Regions from separate parts of the Homo sapiens genome. Here region 2 is linked to region 1. A link is a contact called in ENCODE Hi-C data. All regions are on one chromosome and are shown on one strand. Each heading gives the region's core, a stretch centred on a gene start or an enhancer-like site at or near the end of the contact. The rest is flanking DNA. Distances are from core to core; before and after follow the strand shown. Region 1 overlaps BPESC1 (blepharophimosis, epicanthus inversus and ptosis candidate 1). Region 2 has its middle 31 kb from the start of PISRT1.

What was found. Hi-C counts contacts between places; a loop is a spot of excess contacts on that map. Pooled maps may share reads with other maps.
Region 2: a loop to region 1 is called in a map of heart left ventricle, with 2.0 times the contacts of the local background. The contact joins two enhancer-like sites. A Hi-C loop is called at or near these places in 19 of 168 maps with a recorded cell type or tissue (Caco-2, Calu3, DLD1 and 16 more), 28 of 37 single-sample maps with no recorded cell type and 20 of 50 pooled maps.

What each region holds. Positions count from the first base shown.
Region 1 is chr3:139,120,002-139,126,691 of GRCh38, forward strand. BPESC1 (blepharophimosis, epicanthus inversus and ptosis candidate 1) reads left to right here. Exons shown (of 3, transcript NR_026783.3): 3 at 3,980-5,166. Among named protein-coding and RNA genes, the nearest start is that of BPESC1, 19 kb to the left of the region's middle. Within about 2 kb of position 1,675, at least 6 of the 41 ENCODE cell types and tissues checked have a DNase peak (open chromatin) inside an H3K27ac peak, as active enhancers do; they include HCT116, where a contact is called at or near this core.
Region 2 is chr3:139,199,627-139,206,290 of GRCh38, forward strand. No RefSeq gene overlaps it. Among named protein-coding and RNA genes, the nearest start is that of PISRT1, 31 kb to the right of the region's middle. RefSeq lists an enhancer at 115-164. Within about 2 kb of position 2,708, at least 2 of the 41 ENCODE cell types and tissues checked have a DNase peak (open chromatin) inside an H3K27ac peak, as active enhancers do; they include HCT116, where a contact is called at or near this core.

The DNA of each region.
Region 1 (6,690 bases), core at 425-2,924:
ATGGGGGAATGGTGAAAGAAAGGCAGGGTCCAGGAGTGAGCAATGAGAAGAGTGGCTACATGTGTGTGTTTAAATTGCACAGGTCTGGCATTGCTTCTTTATATGTTCTCTAAAGTCTACAATGTACAAATTATGCATTTCTGGTTCTAATGGGGTGGAGGGACAACTGGGTACATTTTCCCTTTTGCATCATGAGTTGAGGCAGACAGCTTGGTTTTGCATGGGCAGTGGGTACAGCTTATCTCACTGTGCCACAGATGAGAGCAGGGTTGGAGAGTGCAAAGCACTCCTTGGCCCAGCCGGTGGGAGCTGCTCAGTGCTCCACCCTAGGCTCTGTTTTCATCAGGGCTTCATAACCCACTCTGTCCCCAAGGCCTCTCAGTCTAGGCCAGGCCTGTAGCATGTCACCATGGCAACCTTCTGGAATCTCAGCATGGTTAGAGGCACAGTGAAGTCATTAGATGACCAGTCATGAAAATCGACACCAGGGAACTAGTTTCCAACACCAAGTTCGTGGGTGGGGCATTGGGGTACACAGTGTACAACCTAGATGGCTGTGGTCAGCACTTCTGTCATCAGGCAGGAGCGAGTGGACATCTGGCTGAGGGGCGGGGGGCTCGCTCAGCCCATAGTAGTGGCAGGCAGAAGGATAGCAAGGAGAGTTCTGTGTCATTTCCGAGATGGGGGAAGGTCTGGCCTGGGCCTGACGGAGTGGATGGCTCAGCCAGCTGACAGTTGTGTTGGGTCAGATGTGGCAGTGTTTCCCCTGCTGTTTCCTGAGGCCCATCTTGGCCTCTCCTGACCACATCCTGCCCCTGCAGTATACAGTATAGTGGCCCACAGCATGGGCTGGGGTAGCTTGGCTGGCCCATGGGGGCTTGCCTTAGGAGGGCAGCCAGGGGAAGGGCTGTGGGATATCCAACTTGTGTGCTAGGTATGCTAGGTAACTTGATTCCTACACGTGAGGGTTTTTCCATTTGTCAAATTGGTTTTTCCTTCTGGTTGCACAGTACAGATAAGCCTGGCTCAACTGTCAGTGGGCCACCAAGCTGCCCTCCTTCCTTGGATGGCTGCCTCTGCGTTCTTCTGAGTTTCACCTGCCCAGTCTGTTTTCCTCACTTGGGCTGGAGTCATCTTCCCAAACCTGCACCTGGAGAGTGAGCTCCTTAACTCTGCAGCTGGAGACCTGGTCTTGCCCACAGCTCCCACCTCATCACCTCAGCCTGTGCTCCTCCCATCCCATTGTTTGGAAACTTCTCCTCTCACCCCTCTGTCTCCTCTTCCAGGAGGCTCTCCCTGATCTTGCCTCTGTGCTTCCCAAAACATCAGTGCCACTCATTTCTCATTGCCCTGGTCAGGCGGTGCAATATCACCTGCCCTGATCAGGTGATAGACTTGCCTGTCTATCACCTCTTTTCAGAGTGAGCTCTTTCAGCAAGTAAGCCCTATGCTTAGGGGGAGTTTTCTGAACCAAACCCATTGTGAACGGGACCCAGGAGGGATGGGGAAAACCCTCTGTGGCTGGTGATTGCTGAGCAGCCTGAGGAAAGGACTTTTGCTTCTCCAGAGACTCCTGGGCAGACCATGCCACTGAAGAGCCAGTAGAGTCAAAACTCACACTGAAGTTGGAAGGCAGATGATAACACTATTAAGCTTCCACACAGAATGCTTACCGTGTGCCAGCACTGTTTCGCAATGTTTGCACATCTTATCTCTAACCGTCACAGGGCTCTGGAAGGTTGGTAGTATCATAAACATTCCTCCGATGAAGAAACTGAGGTTCGGAGAGGTTAGTTGACTTGCCCAAGTTCCCACAGCTGGTAACAGTTGGAGCAGGGATTAGAATCCATGTTGGTGTCATCTCAAAGCCCATTTCTTTCCATCACTTCACCCTGGTTCTTTGTGAGCCTGGCCTGTGGGAACAGACCTTCTCCAGAAAGGTCCACTGAAGCCTGAAGAGCATGTGCTGTTTGTTTCTTACCCAGCATTCTGTCAGGGTCCCTGGCACGAGCATCTGAAAACTTATGTAAACTCTTAAGGGCATGAGCCCTGACATCAGGGCCCAGCTCCTTCTCTGTTAGTGTTTCCTAATTGATACTATCCCAGTGATTGCTTTAGAAATTGACTTTGATGAAAAAGCTTTTAATTACATAATAAATTACTCTCAGAGGAACAGGCCGTTGTGTCATGGCTCTGCCACGTGTGGGGCAGGGAGCTGGCTGAAGGGAGTGTTTGGGATGAGTTGACATGCATCCTCCCACAGCATGCCTCTGCATTTTTCCGTGGTGACTACAAGATGGATTTTGGGACTTGAATGGCCCACCGGGATAACACACAAGTATATGGGCCACAGGGAAATATCTGCACCATTTTGCTCCTAGTGGACCAGAGAAAGCTGAATGTGAAAGAAGCCTTGTTTTGAAATGTGTTTTCAAAATAAAGGGTTTCATAACAATCACGATTGCAGAAATAACTGCTGATGGGAATAACTTCCTGGAAAGCAGAGGCCTCCATGACAGTTGGGATTTAAAAGGCTAGACCATGTTACAAAACAGGTTTACCTAATTGAAACTCAGCATTGCTGTTCACACACACACACGCACACGCACCCCTCTCTTAGGCTGAGGCTTTATTGTTAGCCTCTGATGCCCTTTCATTGGTAGCCTCTGATACTCTGCCAAGGACCACTGGGCCTTTGTTTCAAGGTTTAGGGCAACATAGGGTGCTGAAGTGGACTTTCCATTCTCCTTCTGCCTCCATGTCCCTGGTCTAAACAAAGTGGCTGGAGGTAGCTGCTTGTGTATTGGTTGCCTTGAGATTAACTGTATGTCTCTGCCTCCTGGCCACAACTGATTGGATCAGGCATTGAGGCCCAGCCAAAGGCAGCCCCTCAAAGGCCAGCGAGATGGGCTGTTGCAGGATGCTGTTTAATAGAAACTCAGTGTTTGGTATTGTGGTTAATGGGCCCGATCAGATCCTCTCCTCTGTGGTACCTAAGAGAGATAGTTGAGAGCAGGCAGGCAGATAAAAGGCAGAAATCAAGAGTTTTAGAAGCAATGGGATAACAGGATAGTAGGGACTATTGAGAGGGCAGCTGATAGCAACCAGAGGAGACAGAGGAACACCAGGTCATGAGAATGTCAGAACCATGGGAAAACAGTGGCCTCCTGAAGGTAACTCTTGTTGTTTATGGGGCCTGGCTGAGCACCTACATGCAGCCTTACAATAAACATTCATCCTCTTTGGGTCGAGTTTGATTGGTGACTTTATGTAGAATCTAAAACAGTTGATCTCGTAGAAGCAGAAAGTAGAATAGTGGTTACTAGTGTCTGGAAAAGGGAGGAGAAAGAGGGAGGGGGAGAGGTTGGTTTAGAAAGCCAGAATACGAAATCCTTCCCCAAAACCCCACACATCCCTGGAGAGCCTCTGAACCTGTTTAGCTCCTTGCTTCCTAATGGAACCTACCCAGCCAAGGGCCCGCACACATTCTTGCCTCTGTTGGGCACCAGAGACAAGGAAAGAGAAGATTCTGCCGAGGGGAATTGCCAGCCTTGGCACAGTCTCCCTGCCCCCCTTCAATGGGCTTTTGGGTTAGGGAGGGTGGCTTTGAGACCATCTGCTTCTCTGTCAGAGGAAGTAGGGGGAGGTACTCTGCCGAGGCTGGAGACTCTTGGCAGCCCCAGGAGACCTGGTTTCCAGACCAGAAGAGTTTTCCACAGAGGTGGAAGGACACGGTTCTGCTTTGGATTTGGAAAGGGTCTTGCTGCATTTTTCCAATGTTGGTTCAACGAAACTCAAAACTGTTTTTCCTAACGCTTTCTTCCCTTCGTATTTAAGCCACTCTGTATGCGTGGAGAAAGGCAGTACATGTGCTTTTGATTCCTTTACTCTGAAATCATCACCCTTTCTCTCTTGAGAAATCCTGTGTCTCAGAAACCTTCGGAGACATTTAAGCCCTCTCACCCCCTCTTTAAACCAGGACTCTGCATGCTGCTGAAAGCAAATGAATGTGGAGGGTTTCAAACAAGACAAAAGGCATTCCTCCCTGCCCAATCCCAGTGCAGTCAAGGCCAACCTAGGCAGCAGCCACCTTCTCAGGAAACAAGGCCTTGGAGAAATCAGTGCCTGTGTGAAGATGGTGTCGGCTGAAAAGAAGAGCAATGGCGTCAAGTACTAAATGATTATCAAGGGTCAACTTCTGTATCTGTATCAGCTGCAACACACTGTCTTTAATACCCCCAGCCCAGGAGCTCGTGCCTTACATGCTGGGCCCACATTCTGCCCCAAGCAGAAGCTGCAGGGACCTCAGTGTCCACCCTTCCTGCCTCATGTCTCAAGGCAGCAGCTCCTCTCTGGTAACCTGATGGTGATGTGGCCAGGGTGCCGAGATGGGACAGCAAAGATGATGGGCTCTGCACACCAACTCCAGGAAACTCATTCTGGGCCAGCTCTATGCAAAGGGAAAAGCATGTTGCATTCACCTAGGCCAAGAAACAGTGTTGTAGGTTAAGGGCATGGACTGCTTGAGTTCAGTGCCAGCTATGCCACTTACCAGCTGTGGGACCTTGGGCAAGTTGCCTTTGTGCCTATGCTTCCACTTTCCTTTTCCCTCCACCATGAAGATGGGTTAAGAGTCTCAAGGTTGTGGTGACTGTAGATATATGAGTGTGCATTTGCTATGCTTTACCTGTCTGGCATCTAGCAAACATTCTTCACATGTTTGCTGTTATCAAGATTGTTGTATATGTGAATGAAATGATACGATGTCTCAGATTTGCTTTAAAATAATAGGGAGGTTGGGGAAGTGGGTTGGGGTACAGACGAAACAGGAGTAGGTGTGAGTTGATAATGTTGAAGTTGAGTGATCAGTACGTGGGTTTATTACACTATTCTTTTCACATTTGCTTTGAAACTGTTCATAAAAATTTCCATAATAAAAGTTCTATATATATATAAATATATACATACATATGAGAAAATGATGTTTATAGCAGAGCTTCACTAGACATGGTATGTAGCATGTAGTGCACAAGCTGATTTTAAGTGATATTCAGATGGCCTTTTAAATTTAATTATTATGTATTTAAAATTTAATTAATTATAGCAAGTGATATGAACTGTGATAATGCAGAAGGTTTCCTTTTAAAATAAAGTTCAGTCAAAAAAGTGAGATGATTTGATGAAAGCAATTGGGAGATAATGTAAAAGGAAAAGGTATGTGGATGTTGCAAACATTGTGGAGGTAGAAATTGGACTGCTACAGCTTAGGAAACATCATTAAAGTACTGATGAGAAAGGGCTCATGTTCATTACTCTGAGTGCACATTGTGTTGGCCTTACAGGGTCATTTATCTAGACGGTTTAGCGTGGGGGTCATGGCAGCAAGAGGCAGAAATGAGAGTGTGGGCTTTGGAGATGCACAGACCTCTCTTCAATTTTTGACTCTGCCATATAATGGCTGTGTGACACTGGGCACATGACTTACCTGCTCTGTGCCTCATTTCCTCATATACAAAACATCTTAAAATGTCCTTGGAAGAATTAAATGAGATAATGCTTGTCATGCACCTAGCACAGCGCCTGCCATGTAACAGGTGCTTAATAAATGGAATGTGCTCAAGAAAGAAGTAGAAAGTACAGCTTTGAGCCTCAGAGTCCATGGTCTGAGCATGATCCTCACAAGTTCAAACCTCATTCAGAACAATTTTATTCCTACTTTTGACACAATTCTAACGAGTGTGTTTTTTGTTCATTTGGCCGTTTTCTCAGTCTGCGGCTCTTGAGAAATGGACAGGAGACAGGTGGGGGCCTGCTGAGCAGACAGAAGTGGGGACCTATGGATTGGCACAGTCAATGCATCATTAGCTACAGGATATATCCTGTGGGTCCTTGGCTTGTTTCAATAACACTGTTGGTGGGTTAGTAATTCTTTGCTTAAAACAGCTCTCATCGCAGTCAAGCCAAAATGTGTCTATAATTCTAATAACAGTTTTTATGGAGTGTTTACTGTGTGCCAGGGACAATGCTAATTACTCCACATCCATTTTCTGATTTAACTACTGTGACAACCCTCCAAAAAGTGTCACTGTTCTCATGTTTGAGGACACTGAGGCTGAGGAGACTGAGGCTGAAAGGATGTAGTGACTTCCCTAGGGTCACACAGCAAGTAAGTGGCAGACCAGTTTAGAACCAGGTGTGATTCCAAAGCCCATGTGCATGGCCACAGAACTCTATCAGCTCTCTATCCAGTGGTCCCCTAACCTTCTAAAGACCCCCCCTTGGCTCCTCAAGAGCAGTACCTTCCTTGTCCCAGTATGTGGACCTGGTCTTGGGATGGTGGTACAAGGTCCTCATTAGTCCAGCTTGTGGGTACAGCTGCCTGCTGGGAAGGGCACCAGCCAGAGTGTGCAGGCACCAGCACCCAGCCTGACTGAGATATGGCTCTTCCCAGGCTGGAGACCCTTTAGACATTTGCACTTAAAAGTGAAAGCTCTGCACATCTTCAGAGGAGATGTAAAGACAAGCAGGCTTTGAACATTTGCAGACTATATTTTTAGGTCACAAGGACCTTCCTTTTTTGTGTGTGTGATGGGGTGCAGGGATGGAAAACATATGCCTTAGTTTCTGTCACTTGTGCCCCAAACCCCAAAGATAATGGTTAGTTGAGTTTCACAGTAGCCTGTTAACAGA
Region 2 (6,664 bases), core at 1,458-3,957, 81 kb after region 1:
CTGGCATCTAGTAGTTAGAGGCCAAGAATGCTGCTAAACATCCTATAATGTACAGGATAGCCTCCTACAACAAAGGGAACTATGACAAAAATTATCCATTCCAAACATGAGTGGTGTAGAGGTTGAGAAACACTGGTATTAATAGAATTTGCAGCCTCTGGGGATGGAGAGTCCCTGCAAAAGTTGCAGTAGCAGAGGCAGCAGCAGGCTCTTCTGTGGCCAGAACCAGCCCTTTTCCTTCCTAAGGGGGTTTCTGCAAAGCTCAGATCACAGACAGGCCTTGCTGGGGCAATCTTTCTTAATGGGCTGTGGCTGACTTAGCTCCTGCTTCACGAAGTGTGTTGTAAGTCCTCCTGACTTACTTAAAGCTGGTAGAAACGTTGTTGGCATGACATGCCTGCATGGCCATGTGAAAGATGCATCAAAAGGTAAAAAAACAAAACAACCCCACCCCCCTGAAAACTACCTTCTCTTTGGCTTAATAATTTCTTTTCCAGGAATAAAGCCAAAGTAAATAATTGAAGAAATACATAGCAATTTATCTTGGGGATATTCAGGGCAATGTTGTTTATAGTAGCAGTAAGTCAGTAGGGAATGCTACATTGTGATACACTCATATAATGTGCATTGAGGGTTGCATTTAGCTTCAAGAAACCAAGAATGTGACCAAAGGGGCTTTAACAGATGGATTAATTTATTGCAATAAGAAGTCCAGAAATAGATCATTTCAGGCTGATGCAGCAGCCCAAGAATATCATTAAGAACCCAGACTCCATCTAATTTTGTACTTTCATTCTTAAGGTTACAAGATGGCTTCCTCTGAAGGTATGACTTTAGCATGATGGAGGGGAGGAAAGAGGAAAAGGGCAAAAAGGCATGAGTCTATCCATTTTTATGAACTTTACCTGAAGACACACCCAGTGATATCTGCTTTCAGCTATCGGCCGCAACTGTTCCAGGGCTACTCCTAACTGCAAAGGAGTCTGGGAAAGTAAGAATTTTTGGCTTTCCAGATTCTTTAATAAGAAAGTTAGAGGAGTAGGAAGGAGGTCATAAAACCAAATGCTGTCAAGTAGTCAATTTGTTGTATCTGCCACAACAAAGTAGACTTTAGAAATTGTTTGGTAACATGAAAATTTTCAGGCAATGTAAAGTTTGGCCAAAAAAAAAAAAAGATTCAAAAGCATAGCCACAATATTATTTTAATTTTCAAAACAAAATGATATTTTTACATTTGTTACAGAAAAAATCTGGGAGAAAACCTACTTGTGAGGGTGACTCTGGGATTTTTAAGTTCTTTCTCTCTCCCTCTACTTTTTAACATGACCTTTTAAAATAAGTTTTGTTTTTCAAACCCCAAACTGGCTAATCTTTACCAAAACACTGAAGGCCAGACCCCTTCCTAGACTCAGGGCTTCCTAGATGCTGTGCTTTGATGTGGTGGCCCAGGGCACCATCATTCCCCAGAGCTAGGGCTGATCTGGGGGTATAGCAGTCCCCACCGCCTTGTTCCTTAGGCTGCTCCTGAGAGCTGTCTCGTGGAACTTCACTCCTGTGCCTGTTTCAGTAGGACTGATGTGCTCCTACCAAGGGATCTCACACTAAGCTGTTATCAGTCACTCTACCAAGTGGGAGTGAGATTCCTGTGTCAAAAGTAGAGACCTTTGACCCTGGAAGTAGAGAGTAAGCTGAGGCAGAATCTCCAAGGCAGATAAAGAAATTTAATGACTGGAAATGAGGAAAGCAAGCAGGTGACGGGTTGTCCTTCTGGCCTTGTCTGGGGTTGCCTTGACCTAAATGAATGGAGGGAGTGGTAGGCAGGGGCGGTGGGTGGGTACCATCTCCAGGGTTGGGAGGCCTGGGTCTGTCACCTCACCTCTCTGATCCTTAGTATAATAGCAGACAAATCGGTCACCTTCATTGAGCACATCTACATGTTAAGTTCTCAGCACTCATTGAATACTCCCAGCACCCCCATGAAGAGGGTGCTCTTATGATTACGATGTCACAGATAAACTTCATGAGGCAGCAGAAAATGGCTGCCCTGAGGTTTGCTGCCTGTGTTCAGGCTCTTCCCTCATGAGCAGTATGACTTGGAAAGTTATCTAAGTGCTCTGTGCCTCAGTCTCCTCTCTAAAATGGAGATAATAATAGAGTCTACATTATGGGATTGTTATGAGGAATAGTTGAATTAATGCGTGTAAAAAGCCCAGCACTGGGTCTGGCAAATCAAGTCAATAAAATGTCAAGTTCTATGAATATTAGAATTTTGTGCAGATCAAAAGAAATAAAGTACATCAAATGACAGATACATAGAATGTGTACAATAAATGTGTCTACCTCATATGCCTCGCACCTGCTTCGTTCACTCCTGTGATAGATAGATGAGGAACTAAGGCCTGGAGAATAAAAAGGGATTTTCCAAGGTCACACAGTGAGAGTGGGGCAAATCTAGGTTCTAAAAACGAGTTTCCTGCCTTCTAGCAAAGAGCAGGATACACACAGCAAACTTCCCTGGGAAACTTAAAACAGGGAAAAATGGAAGTTGGCAAAGCACCTGGGGACAGGGGTCCTGTGCCACCCCAGGGTAGGAAATGAGCCTCAGGAAAGACTGAGAAGTCACCTGACACCACACCACATGGACCTCCTGTTTCTGTCCGCAGGGAGGGGCCACATGAGGCCTCCCCTCAACACCCCCTCAGCCTCAGGTAGCCCTTCCCTGGGGTCAGACTGGGTATGCCTGAGCCATCTCAGACCTGGTCTCTCCTGGAACGAAAGGAATGCTCCTTGCTGTACTTGGGTTCCCTGAATAGTCACTGACTTTCGTTCTCCACATCCTGCTTTCTCAGGCTCAGCCCGGGCTGGCTGTCATGTGTCAGCTTGGATGACAGACAGCTCCAGAGCCCCACCACCTGGCCTTTCTCAGTAGCCTGGCCAGGAAACCAGATGTAAGGTGAAATTCAGCAGCCACTGACATCAAAGGCACCAAACTGATGTCACAGCTCCTGGGCCACTGGGGATCATTTGTTGACAGGATGACTTTGTAGGGAGACAACTCTGGGAAAGCCTGGTCTTCCCCCAGCCCCAGTCCCTGTCCTCACCCAGGGCTGATGGCCACAATATCAACTTTCTCTTGGAGGGCATGCAGCTACATGGTGTGTGGTTTCAGGACTGCTACACACAGTACACCGTGCAGAGTTGCTGGGCAGTCCCTGAGGTTAGCTAGGCCAGGCCCAAGATGCTTCTGGGTTGGTGAATGGCAATAAATGTGGTGTGAGACTGTTTTGAGCATTTTGTAAAGCTGATTAGAAAGCCAATGCTTTGCCAAAATGAGGAGTACCAGGTTATCTAAGACAGTTTGGCATTTGGCTGAAATTGCACCAATTCTATGTGGTCCCAGAGGTTAGCCCATCCTAGTCAACAGTACTGATTGGCTTTGATGACATTAGAATTCCTAAAATATAGGGGATAAAATAAGAGAAGTCCTTTATGGTGAGAAGGTGGTGACCCCCAGATTGCATCATCCCTGAGATTCTTTCTGCTTCTGAGATTCTAGTACTGAAATTGATTCTGAGTTCTGGGTGTTCAACCTGAGGTATACACAGGAGAGTGTAGGGTACTAGACAATCAAGAGGTTAACCTGCCTTACCTGCCTGTGATATTATCTACACCTGGAGATGTTTGGTTGAAAATCAGTAGATAATTTAAAACGTTATTTTTCTATGAAAACTTAATCCAAACTCTGCTTTCAATTGTTTGGACACCTTGTCATCCTTTTTGAATGCACTGGCCCTTTATCCTTTCTCTAACCCCTTCAGAATTACCCTGAAGAAAACATCTAGCTAATTCATATTAGACTTAACCCAATGGAAAGAATTTCATTGGTAGAATTTCAGGCTCCTAGAACAAGGTGGGTGCAGACTAAGGGCGGTGGGGTGGTGGTCACCTCTAGCTGGGGAGAAGGTTGGATGTCCCTGGTAGGCCTTGGGGTGGGGGGAATTCTGGATGTTTGCTGATCCCCCATCCGGTGCTCTGAGGCTCAACCTTCCTCTTCTCTTAGGTGGTGAAAGGGAGATTCATTTTCCTAAGGGGGCTTTGGGGCCTGGTCAGTGTTCTCTATAAGGGTCCCCAGGAATTCTTCCACTCAGGCTGGACTCAGTCATCTGCCAAAGGCCAGGAGAGTTGGCTGGGTTCAGGCCCAGAGTTGCATCAACCCCGTCATACCTCTCTGATCTAGCTACTGACTGTCCCTGTGTCCCTCATGGAGGGCAGGTCTCTCTTGGAAGGCAAGAGAGACAGAGGAAGGGCACTAGACCTGCTGCAGGGAGCTTGGGCAGGACTGACAGGGGACTCTTCATGCTTGTCTTCAAGGCTTTTCAGCATCGGGCTCTTTTCTGAGAGACAGAATGGCAGGTAGGCAGATGAGGAGCACTGGGGGCTGCCAAGGCCCTCCCCAGCTCTGCCATGCTGTACATCCACAATCTAAGGGCTGGGAACCTGAAGGCAGTTCTTGTAAAAGGAAAATGTGGAGTCTTCTCAGGGGCAGAGGGGCACTGTAGTTTAGAATACAAGTCCAAGCCTTTCCTGCTTGGCAAGGGCTGTCTAGTGTATCTTACATCCTTCCATCTAAGACAGTTTTGCATTTGGCTGAAATTGCCCCAATTCTACATGGTCTGCATTTTTTTCTGGAAACCCTATAGGGAGAAGAATGAGAGAACAGGGAGTAGAAAAGAGAGAGTGGGTGAGAGTGGCTGCCACCAGAACAGGAAGGGCTTGGACTTGTGTTGATGCTGTTTGCCAGCCCAGAGAGCACAACCTAGGTGTGCTGGCCAATGGCTGGAGCCTGGAGACTTGAGAAAATATTAATATCTGACTAAGGAATGGGCTCTTTCTTCTCCCACTCCTAAGTCATGCTTCTGCCCCAGAACTCTGCCTATGGGCCTCAGACAGGGCACTGAGGTGTATCCCAGCCTTCTCTACAGCCCTAGCCATAGCCAATGGGAGCTGACAAGCAGCCTAAAAACACACAGCAGCCTGACGCCCCACTAATCTCCGCATCATCTGTGGGTGAATGTTTCCAACAGAGGTGGAGGAGATGATAAAAGGAGCAGTGTTTCTGCATGCAGCACTTCTATTGAAGCATGTTTGCATGGCAATTTGCATCAGCACATTTTTAATATCCATAAACCCATGCCGGCAAGGATGGGAGCAGCCTTGTGCCAAAACTTCAGGCTTTGCAAATGTCTGGACTTAGGAGGGAGTGGCCAGTAAGCAGGCAGGAGGCTGTCTTACTGGCTGGATTCCTCCAGCATGCAGTGTCCACACCACATGCCCTTCTGGGGTTTCCTGAAGCCTCTGGCCCAGCTCCTCAGAGTTGCCATATCTAGGCAAACCCCTATCCAAATAGCTACTCTTGCAGTTTGGTCTCAGAAAGCATGCATGTTTCCTTAGGGCAAAGTTGTTTATCACTCAGAGTTGAACTAACAACTTTCACTCCTGATTGATGGGGCTGATAGTCAAAAAAACACTGCTTCCTAATGATGGCAGATATTCAAAGTGCTGTTCCACAGGACATCACACGCATGGTGAGAGGGCCAGGAATGACCCAGAAGGCAGCATTTAGTCCCTCAACCTTCCCATAATGTTTCTAGAAATGTTTGAGGAGCAGAAGTTGCTACCAAGAATGATAAAACTTGGTCCCTGATCTCAAAAGTCAGTTGGGAAAAATGAAGGTCTCAAGGAGTCAGTTTGGAAAATAAAGGACAAAATGGATAGAAAGGACAGTTATAGGACAGTGAGTGGTATGTGAAGAGAACAGCAGCTACTTCCCTGAATTGAGGAATAGGTTGTCATTCCCACTGAGGTTATCAGAGAAAGCTTTGTGGAGACAGGGTCATTTGAAGGATGGGCCACTTTCCAGTGTCAAGGTGAAAAGCATAGAGTCCTATTGCTGAGGATGGGGCAGTGACAAGTTGGGACCTTTGGCCCAGTATGGGTATGGAGTTTGGATCTGGAAGAAGGAATGGTGATAATGAGAGAGGAGTATTCCCAACTAAAGGCTCTGAGTGCAGAAATGTAGAAAACACCCAAGGAAACTGTTAGCTCCAAGAGAAGCCCCACCTGCTTGTCTGGTTTGGCTCCACTTGGACACCAGAATCTTTCCTCTAACACCCAGGTAGTATCCACTTGGTCCAGGCATTTTATTTGTCCATGTCTAGAGGGAGAGGTTCGTTAATTCCTGACTTTACAAAGACCACATATGGTGTAGTTGGGAGTTACTGAACATACCACAATGTGCTATGGGGTTAATTACCAATGTCTCACCCAGACCCTCCTCACCAAGGAGCTGGTGGTGGCCTTCAGTTAGCAAGACCTAGAAAAAAACACAGCTCTAGTGTGGACAGAAGGGCTTGTCCTCCAAATTCTGTTGACCTTTTTGGGTCTGTCCTGTGACAATTTGTGTCCAGATTGCAACATCTAAAGGTGTTAGTGTTTATGAGTTTTTGTAGATAATTCTCAAGCCTGCTAATGAAGTTACTTGAAGTTTCCTCAAAAAATGGAATGATCCTAAGGAAAAAAGTGGTTAGCTTTCTGGGACTGGGCTAAGAAGGGCACTATATGTGGTGGGCTTTCCTGGGCCTCTAGATCACTCAGGAATACTCCC